2 separate regions of the Mus musculus genome follow, and region 1 is linked to region 2. A link is a contact called in ENCODE Hi-C or POLR2A ChIA-PET data. All regions are on one chromosome and are shown on one strand. The core of a region is the stretch at or near the end of the contact, and the rest is flanking DNA. Distances in the headings are between cores, read along the strand shown. Region 1 holds the start of Pde7a (phosphodiesterase 7A). Region 2 holds the start of Mtfr1 (mitochondrial fission regulator 1).

Region 1 (7,368 bases), core at 4,821-7,320, 120 kb before region 2:
TTATACAATCCCACACTTACTTACTTACACATGCCCCCATTACTATGTGATGTCATTCAGGCAGGGACCACTCTCTGGCTTATTTTAGATACCTAGGAGAATATCCAAACACTTGTGGCTATTTGGTAAATATCCATGGAAAATACAAATGTATAGAGAATCTGGGGATTGAAAAGGCACTTGAAGGTATTTTCTCCCCTCTCTTGCTGCTGTAATTGTGCTATAATTTTAAAAGGAAATCTCATACCTGCTTGAGAGCAAGTATCACAGTACATATGTAGAGGTCAGAGGACAACTTGTGGGAGTAGGTTGTTCTCTCTTCTACCATGTGTGTCCTGGGATTGAAATTAGGTCGTCAGGGTTGCTAGCAAGTGTCTTTACCTGTTGAGACATCTCTTTAGCCCCAAATGTCACCATTTTATATACAAGTGACCATTCAATTCAATGATACTTGTGATGAAAACTGTGTAACAGTCAGAGGACGTGCTTTCCAGTGCCCATGTCATCAGGGACTTTTGGTCATGTATATGAACACACACACACATGTACATATAATTTAAAAATAAAAAAGTTGATAAAAACTGCTTAGTAATCCATTTTTAGGTGCACTATAAAAGATCTGTTGTTCTAAGATTCATTCTTTTCAACATTTACATGGCCATTCATGGACAGTGAAGGAAAGGGCCGTCTGCTCTTCATGACTATTCTCCCAGAGATAGCAAGAGAGGAGCCTGTTTTTAGAAAGAGAATGTAAATATCACACAGTCGTTTCAATATTTATAACTAGAGAATAAAATTTGTGATCCCTTTCTGTCAGGTCTCCCAAATCCTTTAATTAAGCAGATGTGTTTTCTGCAGTGCCCTAAACAACAAAACAAAACAACTTTCCCATTTTAAAATCTTCCTATATTTTTAAAGGTTTTTTTCCTATTCTTTGAGAATTTCATATATGTCCCAATGTAATTTGATCTAATCAACTCCCCACTGTGTAAACGTTGCAGCTCTGCCGGGAAAGGCTTCTCCTACAGAAGTGTTACAGTTCTCTAGGGCTGCAGGAAAAGAGAAGGTTTCTCCACCTGAAGTGTTATGGCTCTGCTCTGGAAGGGACAGGTTTCCCCAGGAAAAGCTCTGCTCTGGTGAAAAAGTTACAGCTTTGGACAAAGAAGTATCCTGCCAAGCAGGAGCCAAGGAATGCCACAAAGTCACACTGCACAACCCGAGATCTATTGGAAGGGAAAAACCAAGGAGGGTGCTGCCTCTGCTCTGAGAAAAGCAGCAGGGAGCTGAACAGAGGTCACAGTTTATTTGGTATTTGGGTGGGGTGGGGGGGGGTGGGGGGGTGGGGGGGTGCTTTTCAGGGTGGGATTGTTGGGATTTTTGGGTTTCTGTGGCAAGTTCAGCTGTTTCTTGGCCCTAGTTTTGGGGTCAAGTGAGAATCTTTTGGCCCTTTTACCCCACACACCGTCCCCTCTCCAACTTCTTCTAGATCCCCCCATATTTTCCTCCCACTCCTTTTTTCTTTTTTCTCTTTACAAACTTGAGTCCAATTAGTAATGCCCAAATGCACATGAATGTAGGGCCAGGCCACAGAGCATAGATAACCTTTAAGAGGAGAGGCAACACCTCTTAAGAAAACTGACTCTCCTTCTTTAAGCAGCCATTATCTACCAATAACTATGAGCTAGCAGTGGGGCCTCATGAGCGCCCCCTACCTCAGACACACACACAGATGTAGGAATGTGGATTGGCTTGATTCCGTGCTGGTCTTGGACAGGCAGCCTCAGATGCTATGAGTTCATGTGTAGCAGCTCTGTCATGGGTAGGGGACAATTTTATATTTGGCACAGAGAAATGAATCTAGAAGAAGCTTAAAACCTGTTCTGACCCAGAATTAGAACTGAGTATCATTCCTGTATGTTTCCCAGATCTGCTATAACAAATGGCTAGAAGCTGGTTGCCAAAATAGCAGATGTTTAATTCTTCATTGTTATGAAAAGTATAAATCCAAAATTGAGTTGTTGCTCCCTCTGAATGTTCTAGAAGAGAATTTCCCCCTGGGGCTTATAGTAAGAGTTCAGTTATATTGGAAGCTGAGGCTGCCACTTGGCCATTCTGGACCATTCTGGACTCCTAGTTAACTCTCAGAGCCAGGAGGGGATGCTTATGTCATCTCCATAGCTACACAGCCAAAGAAGAAATGCAGGAGACTTTAGCACTGTGCTTGGTACTTGGTGTTCAGACTCTGTGGGTAAACTATAATACTTCCTATAATAGATTGCTCAGGGAAGGTTTGGTCCACTCATAAGGCAAGGAACCTTACCAGCTAAGACATTTCCTGAAGGCAAACTGAGTATGCAATGGTCATGATAGAGAGAGAGATGGCATTTATGAGTGATAGTCATCTGAACACTAGCACATGCAGTTACAAGGACAGACGACAAGAGGTATGAGTATTTTGACATAGATCTGTACATCTTAATCAATTATTTTCTACTTCTCTCTATCTCACTCTTCCAATACTGGTTAATGCTAGGTAGCCTTATACGCTAGTTTTTAAGTTTCAGAATATTAGGGAGGTTCTGTCATTTGCCACATGTAGGAATGAATGTAACTCAAAGACCTTATAATCTCTTTTGGATAGGGAATGATCTGGCTAGAGCTGTACAAGAGAAAGCTACATATTCCAGGAAGAAGTATGAAATGCTTAAGTGATCATGGATGTCAGGGTGACATGGATAGATCTGGAGTGATTCTGCCCTGATAATCAATTTTGCTAACTAGGTCTGCATTTCCCAGACGTTGCCTTCTTCCCCATCCCCCATGCCCCATTTTTATGGCTCTGGTTTCAGCTACCCATAGCAAAGACTTGCAAGATTTGAAAGGTGGATATGAAGTCATTATATGTGGAAGGTCTATAGAACATTGTAGACATTGTGCAAATGTCTTGTTCTGTCAACTTGCCTCATGGTAAGGAGTAGTACCCCAGGCCTGAAGCATCTCTATTCTCTGTGTCCAGGGCTAGCTCCTTAGCTAACAGCACGAGCATCTTCTGGGTCACTGGGGTGAGACACAGTGAGGAAACAACAAGGGTTCCAATTTTCTTCTCATAGATCACAACTTGTCCAAGCCTCTGACTTCTTTGCAGCTGCCTAGTGACTTCACACTCACTACCAGACATTGAAGCTGAAGGCTTTCATAAACCTCTTTACTAGGTCCCCTCCCTGCTGCCACTTTAGTGGCTTTTCTATAAGCCTGTAATCATTCCTTCCTAACCTTACCACACCAGCTTCTCCATCAGAAAGCCTGGTATAGTAACACATCTCTACAATAAATCCTTTTTGCACCACTTTTAGTGATTCTGCTTCTTTGATCCATATTCATACTTTGCTATTTCATAGCACTGTACTAAGTAACCATCTTCTTTGGGCAGTTTTAGAATCATCTTGTTTAAAATACACTGGACTATGTTATGTTCCATGGTCATGTTAAAGTGCTGTAAGTCTGTATATTCAGAGGACATTCTTGTTAAACATCCAAGTCTTGTGTATTCCACTACATTATAGTATAGTATAGTATAAAACATACTAGCATATAAAAGTATAAAAGCATCCTTTGTATGGATCTTGATTTTCTTTTCTATTTCTTTATTTTTTGTTGCTTTAGGTAAAGGGATTTCTTTCATTACTTAAGTTTAAAGTTTCTCTCTGTGGTGGTTCATTTTGTGCCATGTTGGTTAGGCTGTAACATCCAGTTGTTTGGCCCAACATAGGTCAAGATGCTGGCAACACTTAATCTCTAGATGTTAAGCAGATTACCCTCTTCAAAGTGGCTGGGCCTTGTCTATTCTGTTAAAGGGTTTAAGAGTGAAGATTTGCACTTTCTTTCTGAAGACTCCAGCATAGAAAGAAATCCTGCCTATCTTTTCAGCCTGGCAGTTTTCTCTTATCAGTTTCAGATCCCAGAATGCAAAGTCCACTATTACTGTCTGTCTGTCCATCTACTCTCTAGACATCAGCTTTAGCAATCTTGAGCCAATCTCTTGAAATCTCTCTTTAACATCTCCCCTCACCCTTTCTGGAGTTCCTCTGATGCACCCTAATGCCTTCCCAACAATACAGAAAACATAATACTGCATGCTATGGTGGAAGACATGGCTCTCAAGTCAGACCAGCGTTTACTAAGGAAGTGACTTAGTTTTGGAAAGGGACTGCTCATTTGTATAAATAAGATCAAATTACTATGTGTTGGGTAAAAATACTGTATATAAAATACCTGCCAGGGCTCTTGGCTCAAACAAGGACCCTGAAATAGACCTTACTGGAAATGTACTGTTTAGTTGCCTATTTAGTAGTGAGTCTTATTATTTAATTAATCAAATATTTGGATATTACTAAATGTGGTATATTTTACTCAATGAAATTTTACCAGTATCAACTTTGTGTAGAGGTACTCAAATTTGTTGTTGTTGTTTGAGATAGAATCTCACTATGTAGTCTGCCTGGTTTTGAACTCACTATGATACTTGAGCTTATCTTTAACTCTCAACTCTTCATCGTGTTGCCCTAGCTTTCCAAAGGCAGCGATTACAGGTTTGTACCACCATGTCCGTACATATCACTTGAGGTTAGTTCTTGAGATTTATCTGTCCTAGGTGTAGGGCAAGTTTGTTTCTAGGAATCTACTTCCAATTTAGTCAGCTGATAAACGACTTTCTGAAGACTAAGTGGCCCACAGTGCTCGGTGTAATCCCAAGTGAGATGCTTAACACATCTACTACAGGGACTAATTAGGATTTCAAAAGCAGTGAGATCAGTTGCTGCACTAAAAGAATCTCATTAGTGCTTCTTCATCTAGTGAAGGCAAATTCCATGACACAGAACGGATCGTAAAACATGATGAAGACCTGGCATGTAGAAAATACACAGGGGCACGAGGTTTAAATAATAAAAGAATACACCTTCCACCTTTGTCCGTTTATCTGATCATGTACACTCGGTACTCAATTTATAGCATCATTAAGCCCAGGCTCAGCACTGTACTTCTTCTAAGACCTGCCACCTTGCCAATCTTAAATAACTGGGAGACTAGATGCCCTGAGAAATGATCCAAATCTATTTTGCCAGGGGGCGGGGGTGGGGGTGGGGGTGTGGAGCTCGTTCATGCTAAAAGTATCTGATGCTCAAAGCATCAGAAACAGTCGGCTCCTGCAGAAAAGCTTTGGCAGTTTGGGGCAGAAACTTAAAAGAACAAGCAAATTATATCCTCACCTTACCAAAACAGGTGAAAAGCTCTCTTACATCCTAGCCAGCAAACACTAACAAAGAAGGGCGATGGTTGGCTAGGGGAACTTTTGGTCTCTTTGTCATCTTTGTCTTCCCAATATCGTCATTTCTCATTTTCTTGGTTGCAGAATTTCACTTTTCTCCATCCAAAGACCCTCCTTCTCGCTCGGGAGTTTTTGGTCTTTTTCTGCTCTGCAGGCCCCGAAAGTCTGGGGCCTCACTTGCCAAGGGAAGCCACTGGAACCTTGCCTAGGTAGGGCACGGACGGTGACATAGCGGGAGCACTGAGCCCCCGAGATCTGCTGGCGTCACCGCCGCAGCGGCCTCCCGCGACGCCCTAGTACGGGAATTCCACAGGGGACGCGCGCGGTGCCCCGACGGGCGGAGCACGGAGAGGGCGCCCGGTGCTCTGGGCATTTTGGATCTGTCGGACGAAACAGCGCCGATCCGGTAGGCCGAACAAACTCCGGGTCGGTGCGCCCGAGGATGCCCCACGTAACTCTCCTGCGCACGCGCCGCGGGTTGCGGGGAGGGAGCTGCGGGGAGGCGGGAGGGGCCGGGGGGGCGCGGGGCGCGGCGCGGCGCGGCGCGGCGCCTAGCGCAGCGGACGCGAGCAGCCCTGTCCGGACAGCCGGCGGGCTCCTGGGCGCGGCGGCGGCGCGGGGCGCGGGGCATGCGGCGCGGCGTCGTGACGTCACGGTGGCGGCGGCCGTGGTTGGCGCAGGGTCCGCTGCTGCAAAGTGTGAATTACGCCGGGCTCGCGCCGGCGGCGGAGCGGAGTGAGGCTCGGGGGAGGGGAGGGGGCAGGGCTCCGGCGGCCGAACTGCTCTACGCTCCGCGCCCGTGCTCGCGGCCCGGGCCAGCTCTCGCGCCGCGGAGCGCCTGGGCGGCGGGTTCCCCTTTAACGCCGCCCGCCCGGCTTCCCGAGCCCGCTGCAGCCCTTCCCGCCGCCAGCCGCGCGGAGGGCCGGGAGGCGTCGGCGGCCACTAGCGCCGCCCGCCCCGCGCGCGCCTCGGCCCCGGGTCCCCGCGGCGCGGCCCCCTCGTAGCGCAGGGGCGGGCGACCGCGGACTGGCGGGCGCCGCGCGGATCCAAGGCGGACGTGTTCAATGGAAGTATGCTACCAGCTGCCGGTGCTGCCCCTGGACAGGCCGGTCCCCCAGCACGTCCTCAGCCGCCGAGGAGCCATCAGCTTCAGCTCCAGCTCCGCGCTCTTCGGCTGCCCGCATCCCCGGCAGCTCTCGCAGGTAACCGCCGCCCCGGGGCCCGCAGCTCGGTGCTTTTGTCTTCTGGAGGGACTCGGGCCATTGTTCCCGCCTCGGTAGGCTGGCCTCCCCTTCCCGGAGTCTTTCACCCTCGGCTGTGCTCGGTGCCCCTGGCCTCTGCGACCCTCGCCGCGGCTAACCCGTCACGCCCGCTGGTAGCCCCAAGCCATGACTTTATCCTCCCCTCCTTTCTCTGTGTCTCCTACCAGTTGGGCCTCTTGTCCCCTTAGTCATGACCCTGAGCTCACCTTTTCGCCCCCCACCCCCTAGCCCTCCCCCACACCTGTGCAGGTTCTCGAGCCTTGCAGCGCTGCGGGTGCTGAGTTTCTCAGAACAATAGGCCTAGTGGTCCCATTGTGGTCCTCACCCGAACTGCGAACTGCTGCTTTGTAGGGAAGGGGCCTAGGTGTCAGGAACTAGTGTGCAAAGTTGATGGTTTCCAATCAGTTTTCTCGCTTGATAAAGGCGGCTTTAGTTCAGAAACCACTGATGAGCATTCACAAAGGACTTTGTTTCCGATGGCCCAACACCAGTTGCTGTTGAACATTAAAAAAAAAAAAATTTTTTTCTGTGACGTCCTTGGCTCAGCTCTTTAGTTGGGTTAAATTTGGTTGCCAGATTTAGAATAAAGAGGAAGAATTTTACTTTGTTTACATATGAACCTGGTGCCCTCATTGCCTGCTGCCAGAAGTTCTGTGTTTATGAGATTACTTTTGGGACGGGTACTGGAGGAGTGTGCTTACATTTGCTGGTCTAGACTCCAATCAGTGAGCCTCAGCCATTCATCCATCCATCCATCCATCCATTCATTCGTTTATTTGT
Region 2 (7,803 bases), core at 2,351-4,850:
GGAATGAACCACAACAATGGCCAGTGTGGCAAGCTAACCTTATGACACAATAGTGATTCCCTAAGCAGTCACCAATAGCTCTCTTATGGACACAAGATCCACTCAACAAAAGAAATCTTGAATGGTATGAGAAACCTAGCCAACTACCAAGGGCTGGTGAAGTCATACAACGATGTTATTAAGCCAGCACAATCCTACACTCTAAGTTATTTATGCTCATGCCTACAGTAAGTATTATTCTCATCCCTCACTAGCTCTGTTATTTGAGGCAGGGTTTCTCATAGGCCTGGGCTAATCAACTGCCTAGGATAGGTGGCCTGTGAGCCCCCAGAATCCTCCTGTCTATCTCCCAGGAACTCAGATTATAAGTGCAGGGCACCATGCCCCCCCTTTTACAAGGTTACAGGGATCAAAGAAATAGCATTAAAATCGGCTACAGATTGTTTCCAATGTGGTGGTTGAGGTTTGCTCTGTTGCTCTGTATTGCAATGCTACATTCTATACCAAGTCTCCGGTTACAAGCTTTTGTTGTGCAAACCTTGTTCCTTGATTTATAACGATTGCTTAAATAAAATTGGCTACAGCCAATTACTGGAGGGATTAGAGGTAGGTGGGTTTAGAGCGGCCTGGTTGTAGGAGAGAAAAGAGGAGGACGAAGACCAAGGGAAAACAGAAGCAGCCATGAGGGGAGAGGCACCATGAGGGGAGAGGCATCATGAGGGGAGAGGCGCCATGAGCACATAGCCAGGAGAAACAGCAAGTATCTGGGGTACACCACTGGGGAGGTAGCCAGCAGGCCTGCAGTTATAAGAGTAGATTAGGGGTCATGCCCCAGTAATTGTCAAAGCCAAATAAAAGAACAGTAGTCTGAATCCCATTTATTTGTAAGCTAGTCAGGGATAAGCTTAAATTGGTTGTCCACATATGTATGGATACATATGTAGAGCTAAGCATACTTTTTCCTGGAAACTTTGTGATGATGGTATACAGGCTAATAACTAGGCTACTCTAACATATATTATAAGAAACAAACTACTTTTATGGGAAGGGCTGTAGCAAGCAGTTAGAGAGAGAACCAAGAGTAAATGAGAATAAATAGAAATTAGAATCTATTTAAGAACACAATACATACTAACTCCTTGCATCAAAAAAGACAATCTACATTCCAGTGTCAAACACTGATGTAAAATCAAGAATAATCAAAGTAACAACAACTGATTAGTTGAAAGTTTCCTGGTTTTTGAGAATGAGTCTTCCTCTGCTTATGTTCCAAAAGTTTGCTGATCTTTTCCTCAACAGAGTGTGACCTTTTTTCTTTTGCTTGTTATTTAATTTTTATGTATAACTATTTTGCTTGCATGTATACATATAAATATACATATACATATATACTACATACTTGCCCAGAAGCCAGAAGACACTGGATCCCCTGGAATTGGCATTATAGACAGTTGTAAGCCATCATGTCAGTTCTAGAAATGAGCTCTTACACAAGAAAGAGCAACAAGGGCTCTTAACTGCTGAGCCATGTCACCAGACCCCTGTTGTTTGAATGGCCTTAGAAGGCTGAGGTTGATACTGCACACCTAGTATCTGGTGTCTGACGAAGATCCCATAAGCTACGGAATTATTAGCTAGTTTGGCTACATGACCAGCTTGGTTATTTGTTAAGACTTGTTTTATTTAGCCAATATACTTGTATTTGCCAATATATAGTATATTGATGGAGCACGCCAGTCATCTCAGCACTTGGGAGAGGAAGGTAGACCCCTCTGAATTCCACGCAAGCCTTTTCTACACAGCAAGGTCCATGAAAACTAGGGCTATACAATAGATCCTGTCTTAAAAGCCAAAAACAACAAAAAGGATGTATGGTTAGAGACCAGAAGAGAGCTTCCTGCCACTTAGAGCTGGAGTTATACATGTGTGCCACAAGAGGGTACCCACAAACATTGCACACCCAGCTCTATAAGCAAGCCTAGCTCATCCTCCTCCACTGTCCATCAAATCCTATTTATACCCTCCAAACAACACATGTCCTTCACAGGTCTTGAGCATGTGTGTCCATCTCAGCTGACATCACTCTGCCAATCAGCCCTGCATCTGCGGATGCAGCAAGAAACTGCAACACACCACCATTATGGAGCACTTCTCTCCCTAGAGTCTGACAAATGCAGCTCAACTACGAAGACCAATACATGCATGTCATTAGCAAATAAATCTTAATCCCATGTCCTTTCACGTGCTTGCTTTCGTAGAACATCCTTTCGCCTAGGTCCACTTCAGCTACATGTTCCTTCACGTGTTTAGCCCAGCAGAACACCGTACAACACAGTTTCTAAAGAACCCTTAAGTTTCCTCTTCAGTTACTAGACTTGCATTTCAATTCAAAGATTAGGGTGTTGATAGAGAGTTAGCTGCACATCGTGACTGAGACTTTTCTTAGCTCGTAAGCATTTTATAGTCAAACTCGGTTGTATATAATCGCAAACCCATTTCTATTACCTTCTTTTTAAAAATAATTTTTACCTTTTAAATGATTTTTGTGTATGTACAATATATGTGATCAATATATGTGGACACAACTTACTTTCATGTAACAAGATAGTAAGTGTCACAACTTCCTTGACTAAGTCATTGTAATGTAAAACAACTACATACACTAGGAAAAGGTGACTGGAATCGGGCGTGGTGACTGAGGCAGGAGGTTTTAGGCAGCTCAACCTAATCTACATAGTGCATTCCACCCCAGCCTAGAGTAAGGAAGACAACTCTGTCTCAAAACCAAACCAAACAAAAAAGTGAACGCTAAATTACCAAGTATCATGAAATACTCCTTAATATTCTTTTCCGGATGTGGTGAAGCAAGCTTTAAATCCTGTAGTTGGGAGGTGGAGGGGGTAGGATCCGAACTTCTATTGACCATCCTCAAGCACAAAACGAGGTTTAAGCCAGAAGAGGTTACATCAGACCAATCACAAAACAAACCATCAGGCGGAAAGAAAGGTTTGGTTAAGTTTGACTTCAGATCTCAAAGTTTCTGTAGTCTGGCTACACGCAAACTGCGCACGCTTAGAAAGTTCAGAGCTGCCAGCCGACAATGACAGGAAAGTAGGTCCAGGTAGAACAGGCTGAACGCCGTGGGCCGCCCCGTTCAGCCCGGATCCAGCGAGGGCACAACGCCGACTGCGGGGGATGGGAGCCAGGCCGGCGGCCCGCGGAGCTCAGCAGGCCAGGCGCGGGCGAGCCGGAGGGCTGCTCTCTGCTCCGGGCTTCCGCGGCCTCCCTCCCGCTCGCCGGCCTCCCGCGCCGCGCCCCGTCCCCTCCCTTGTCCACAACACGGCCTCCCGCCACCGTTCAGCTCCGGGTGGTAGCCATTCCCCACCCCGCCAACCGCTTTTCTGTCCCGGGCCCCACTCACCTCGGCTGCGCAGCAGCCCTCACCTTCGCAGCTGCTCAGCCTTCCAGATTGGCTGTCCCAGGACCTTATGCCAATCAGCCAATCCCCGCCCCTGGCCCGGCCTAGGCTGACCAGTGAACGGCTCGCTGAGGCCCGGGGGCGGGCTCAGGAGAGGCCGGCGGAAGGCGTGTCTGCTCGCCGGCCACGCCGGCTACCTGTCCCGGGCTCTGTGCGCACGCGCGGTGCCCAGTAAGGGGCGTGTGCTTGCTAGTGTGCCGCGCTTTGTCTTGGGTGCTTCTGCCCCTGTTATTTTTGTTGGTAAACTTCGCCCCTTTTGGGTGTAGGAATACCCACATTCCGAGTGAAGTCTCAAATGTGTGCCCGCTGAAAGGAGCTAGGTCCTTAGCCTAGCCTAGCCTAGCCTGTGTCGAGCCCTTCTCAACCCACGCTCTGTGGGGACTTTGTCTGCCAGGGCGATCTGTTTCGGGCCTCAAATCCCGGACGTATGTTCTGGAGGAGTGGAAGGCGCGGCTCAGAGGGAGTGAAGACTTTTCCTGCCTTCAGTTCCCCCGCCTCAAAGTCTGCCTAATTGGTGTGCGTAGTTTTTAATGAAGGGTTATTCTAGATTTCAGATAACCTAGTCATGAAAATACGATCAGTCTGTGTCAAGTTAGCTATAAGCAGCACGGTGGTGTGTGTGGGTGCGATAAAACGTGAATATGGAGGGAAAGCCTATCAGTAATTCAAGAGGCCGCTCCTACCTGGGCGTGGCGGCTCCTGCTATGTAAAACGAGTAGTTTGAAGTTGGAGGCTGGAGGATCCAGAGTTGAAGACCAGCCTATGTCCAAAACAACCTGGAAGAGGGTGGAAGAGTTGAGGTGGGAAGTGGGCAGCAGCTGTTGCTACTTCGCCTTCTCTCTTACCCTCTCATTGGAGCGCTGGTGTTCTTACCCTGGATGGCCTAAATTCCTCCTGGCTACTGCTTTGGATTTCACCTAGAGCTTCAATTCAGTTACTCAGCAACGGCTCGTTGGGAGCCCATTATGACAGTACAAAGTTGGTGGGGTTTGTTTGTTTGTTTGTTTGTTTTTTAAGCCTTGAACCACACCCTGAGTAAGCCTACCAAAAGGCAGGGAGATCAAAACAAGGTTAATTAATATATGTGACCAAGTGTTATAACGTTTTAAGTACAAAAGGGCCTGACAGGCTGTGACCAAGGCTGGGAGAGAGAAGCCTGAGAGAGCAGTTCAGGGAGGGGTGCTTGGTCTGAAGGCTGATGAAAAGACAAAAGCTGCTGAAGTGAACTGGTAGGGACCACACACCAGGGCGACCATTCCAATGATACTTGTAGGATTTACTGCTAAGCTATTAGTTGCCTCAGGATCCCTGGTCACCAGCTGTGTGACCCACAGGTGACTCTCAGCTGCCTGCCACCACACAGGCCTATGTGATTGTCTATGTTTAAGAAGAAGGGTATCTGAAAGCACCCATCAGTTGGAGATGGCTTAAAACCTGTTTTTTGTTTTGTTTTGATTTGATTTGATTTTTTCTTTACAACTTCCCTCCCTTCCCACCTTGCTTTACCCTCAAGTGCCCTGGAGTGGCCCTGAACTTTTTGACAATCTAGATGAAGGTGCAGTGACTTAAACCTGAGTAATTTTATCACAAATTATTGTTTCTCCCAGTAATGGAATCATTTCTAAGAATTCTGACCAAGCTGTGTGCCATCTCATTCAATACAATAACACAAAGAGCCTATCAACATGGTGCCTGGTACCAAACCCTGGTGAAGGAAAAAGAGAGTTTGAAATACATCCAGCCAGGATCTAATCGAAGAAAGACCTGCAGTCCTTATGCTTTTGAACTTTTAAGCTTTGCTTTGCTTTTGTTTTGCTTTGCTTTTGTTTTGTTTTGTTTTGTTTTCGAGACAGGGTTTTTCTGTATAGCCCTGGCTGTCCAGGAACTCACTCTGTAGACCAGGCTGGCCTCGAACTCAGAAATCCACCTGCCTCTGCCTCCGGAGTGCTAGAATTAAAGGTGTGCGCCATCACTGCCCAGCAAGATTTGCTTTTTGAAAGAAAAAAAATATTTGTTTTACAGAAAAGTGCCAAGGGGTAGGAAAAGTTCTGATGTTACCTCACCCAGTGTTCCCTAATCTTACATTACTGTGATACATTTACAAACTAGAAATCCAACACTCACACATTACTACTATACTGGCTGATTTAATATCAACTTGAAATGAAATTATCAGACCAAAGTTATCAGAGCGGAAGGAGCCTGAGTTGAGAAAACAACTATACAATCCAGCCGTAAGACATTTTTCTCACTTAGTGACCAGTGAGGGAGAGCGCAGCCCTTGATGAATGGTAACATTCCAGGGTTGGTAATCCAGTGATTCATAAGAAACCAAGCAGAGCAAGCCATGAGAACCAAGCCGGTAAGTAGCACCCTCCATGGCTTCTGTATCAGTTCCTGCCTTCCTCCCCCTGTTCTTGCCCTGCTTGAGTTCCTGTCCTGACTTCCTTTGAACATCAACATGAAAATGTAAGCTGAATAAACTTTTCCTTCCCAACTTGCTTTATGGTCATGGTGTTTTATTGAAACAATAGAAACCCTAACTAAGACAATTACTGACAAAAAAACTCCAGACTTTATTCAGATCTTATTACTGCAAGGACTGCACCACACGTGGCACTTAGTCATCAAATCACCTTGGTCTACACTCCTCTTTTTTTTACATCTTATTCTTCATGAGTTTGACGTGACTGTTACAGTTTTGAGGCATATAGTCAGATATTTTTGTATAGTGGACCTAGATTTGAAATTGTCTGGGTTTTTCTATATAATTAACCTATGATTATAAGCAGGAAAATGCTACATATGGAGATATTTGACTCATAATACCCACAAGAACATGTTGTCCTCGTGTGTGTGTGTGTGTGTGTGTGTGTGTGTGTGTGTGTAGGTTCTGCATATGTTTAAGACAAGTCCTAAACCCTGCCCACATTTATGAGGACAGGACTATAGGATGAAGTCTCAACTCTGGGAAAGAGTAAACAGAGTAACCCAGGTACATTCGCACACACAGTTTGGGAATTTCATTATCAGGAAAAATTTTCCTCTTTTATTTATAGTTAATCACTAATGTAGACTTAAACACACACAACTATGTGTTGTTTTAAATTTATCCTGTGATTTTTATTTCTTTGCACAAGGCACTCATGAAGCTCTTTTGGGTTGGCTTATGTGGCCCTTTTATTGTGGGTTAAGTCCATACTCCTGACTCATTTTGTGTATTTCTTGCTCCAAAATGGATAATCAACCCTTTCTTGAAGGAGCCCTAGAATGGAGTTTAAAAACAAAGATTTAGATACCAAGTATTCTGGTGACTGCTGGCGTATCTTTGAACTTACACTGTGAGCTGACAAAACTGATTTATGTTCACCATGTTGTTTGTTTTTAGGAATTACTTGATGAGCTGGAGAGGTGGCTCTGTAGTTAGGAACACTGCCTGTTCTTCTAGAGGTCCTGAGTTCAATTCCCAGCAACTACATGATGGCTCATTACTATCTATAATGGGATCTGATGCCATTTCTGGCTTGTAAACTTGCATGCAGATGGAGCACTCATATACATAAATATGTGAATAAAAACTTTGAAAAGAATTGTTTGTATTTGTATATATCTGTGAGAGTATATGGCCTGTGCATGTGTGTAGAGGCCAGGAAAGGACCTCAGCTTTCCTCCTCTAATCCTGTTCACCTCTTCCTTGGAGACGAGATCTCTCCCTGCATCTGTGGCTTTCAGTTTCTTAGTGAGGCTTTGCCTTCCTCAAAGCTGAAGTTTTATGTGTCTCATTAAGTGGGTCCCGGGATCTGAATGTTGTTCTCATGACTGCACACAAGTGCTCTTAAACACTGACCCATCTCTCCAGGTCCTTATCATGTTTATTAATTATTTGTTTATAGCCCTGAGATAGCTACCTCATTAAGGTCCACCTCCTAGTGTAATTCCTCCTTGAACAGGGATGGGAGTTAGTAACATAGTTCTTATGAGAATATAGCAAGTGCCTGCGGATGCTGATTTTAAGATCAGGTTGCAAAAAGATCTCAGCCTTGACCTTGGCTTGCCTACTCTTGTCTCTCTTTCCCTCACTCTGAGGAAAGCCAATGGCAAGGGGTTCTCTGGTCAACAGGCAGCAATAAAAGTCCAGTGTTCAGTCTGTGGCAGCCTACATACTACTAAAAGCCATGTGGCTTCAGCATGAGAAAGATCCTCTTGCCGAAGCCTTGAAATGACTGCAGCCACAACTAACACCTCTGTGATACTTTTGTAAAATACCAAGACAGAAGCACTCAGCTAAGCTTCGGTAAACTGCCTGTGCATTAGGCTTGATACAA

Evidence for each region. Hi-C counts contacts between places; a loop is a spot of excess contacts on that map. ChIA-PET counts read pairs that join two places held with the same protein, here RNA polymerase II (POLR2A).
Region 1: a map of heart shows a loop between it and region 2 (2.4-fold over the local background). The contact joins the promoter of Pde7a here to the promoter of Mtfr1 in region 2. A Hi-C loop is called at or near these places in 1 of 37 maps with a recorded cell type or tissue (heart). POLR2A ChIA-PET finds 5 or more read pairs at or near these places in 2 of 5 experiments (both embryonic stem cell).

Annotation. Positions count from the first base shown.
Region 1 is chr3:19,310,024-19,317,391 of GRCm38, reverse strand. Pde7a (phosphodiesterase 7A) reads left to right here and starts at 6,070. Exons shown (of 13, transcript NM_001122759.2): 1 at 6,070-6,528. The coding sequence starts at 6,391.
Region 2 is chr3:19,183,907-19,191,709 of GRCm38, reverse strand. Mtfr1 (mitochondrial fission regulator 1) reads right to left here and starts at 3,600. Exons shown (of 8, transcript NM_026182.6): 1 at 3,422-3,600.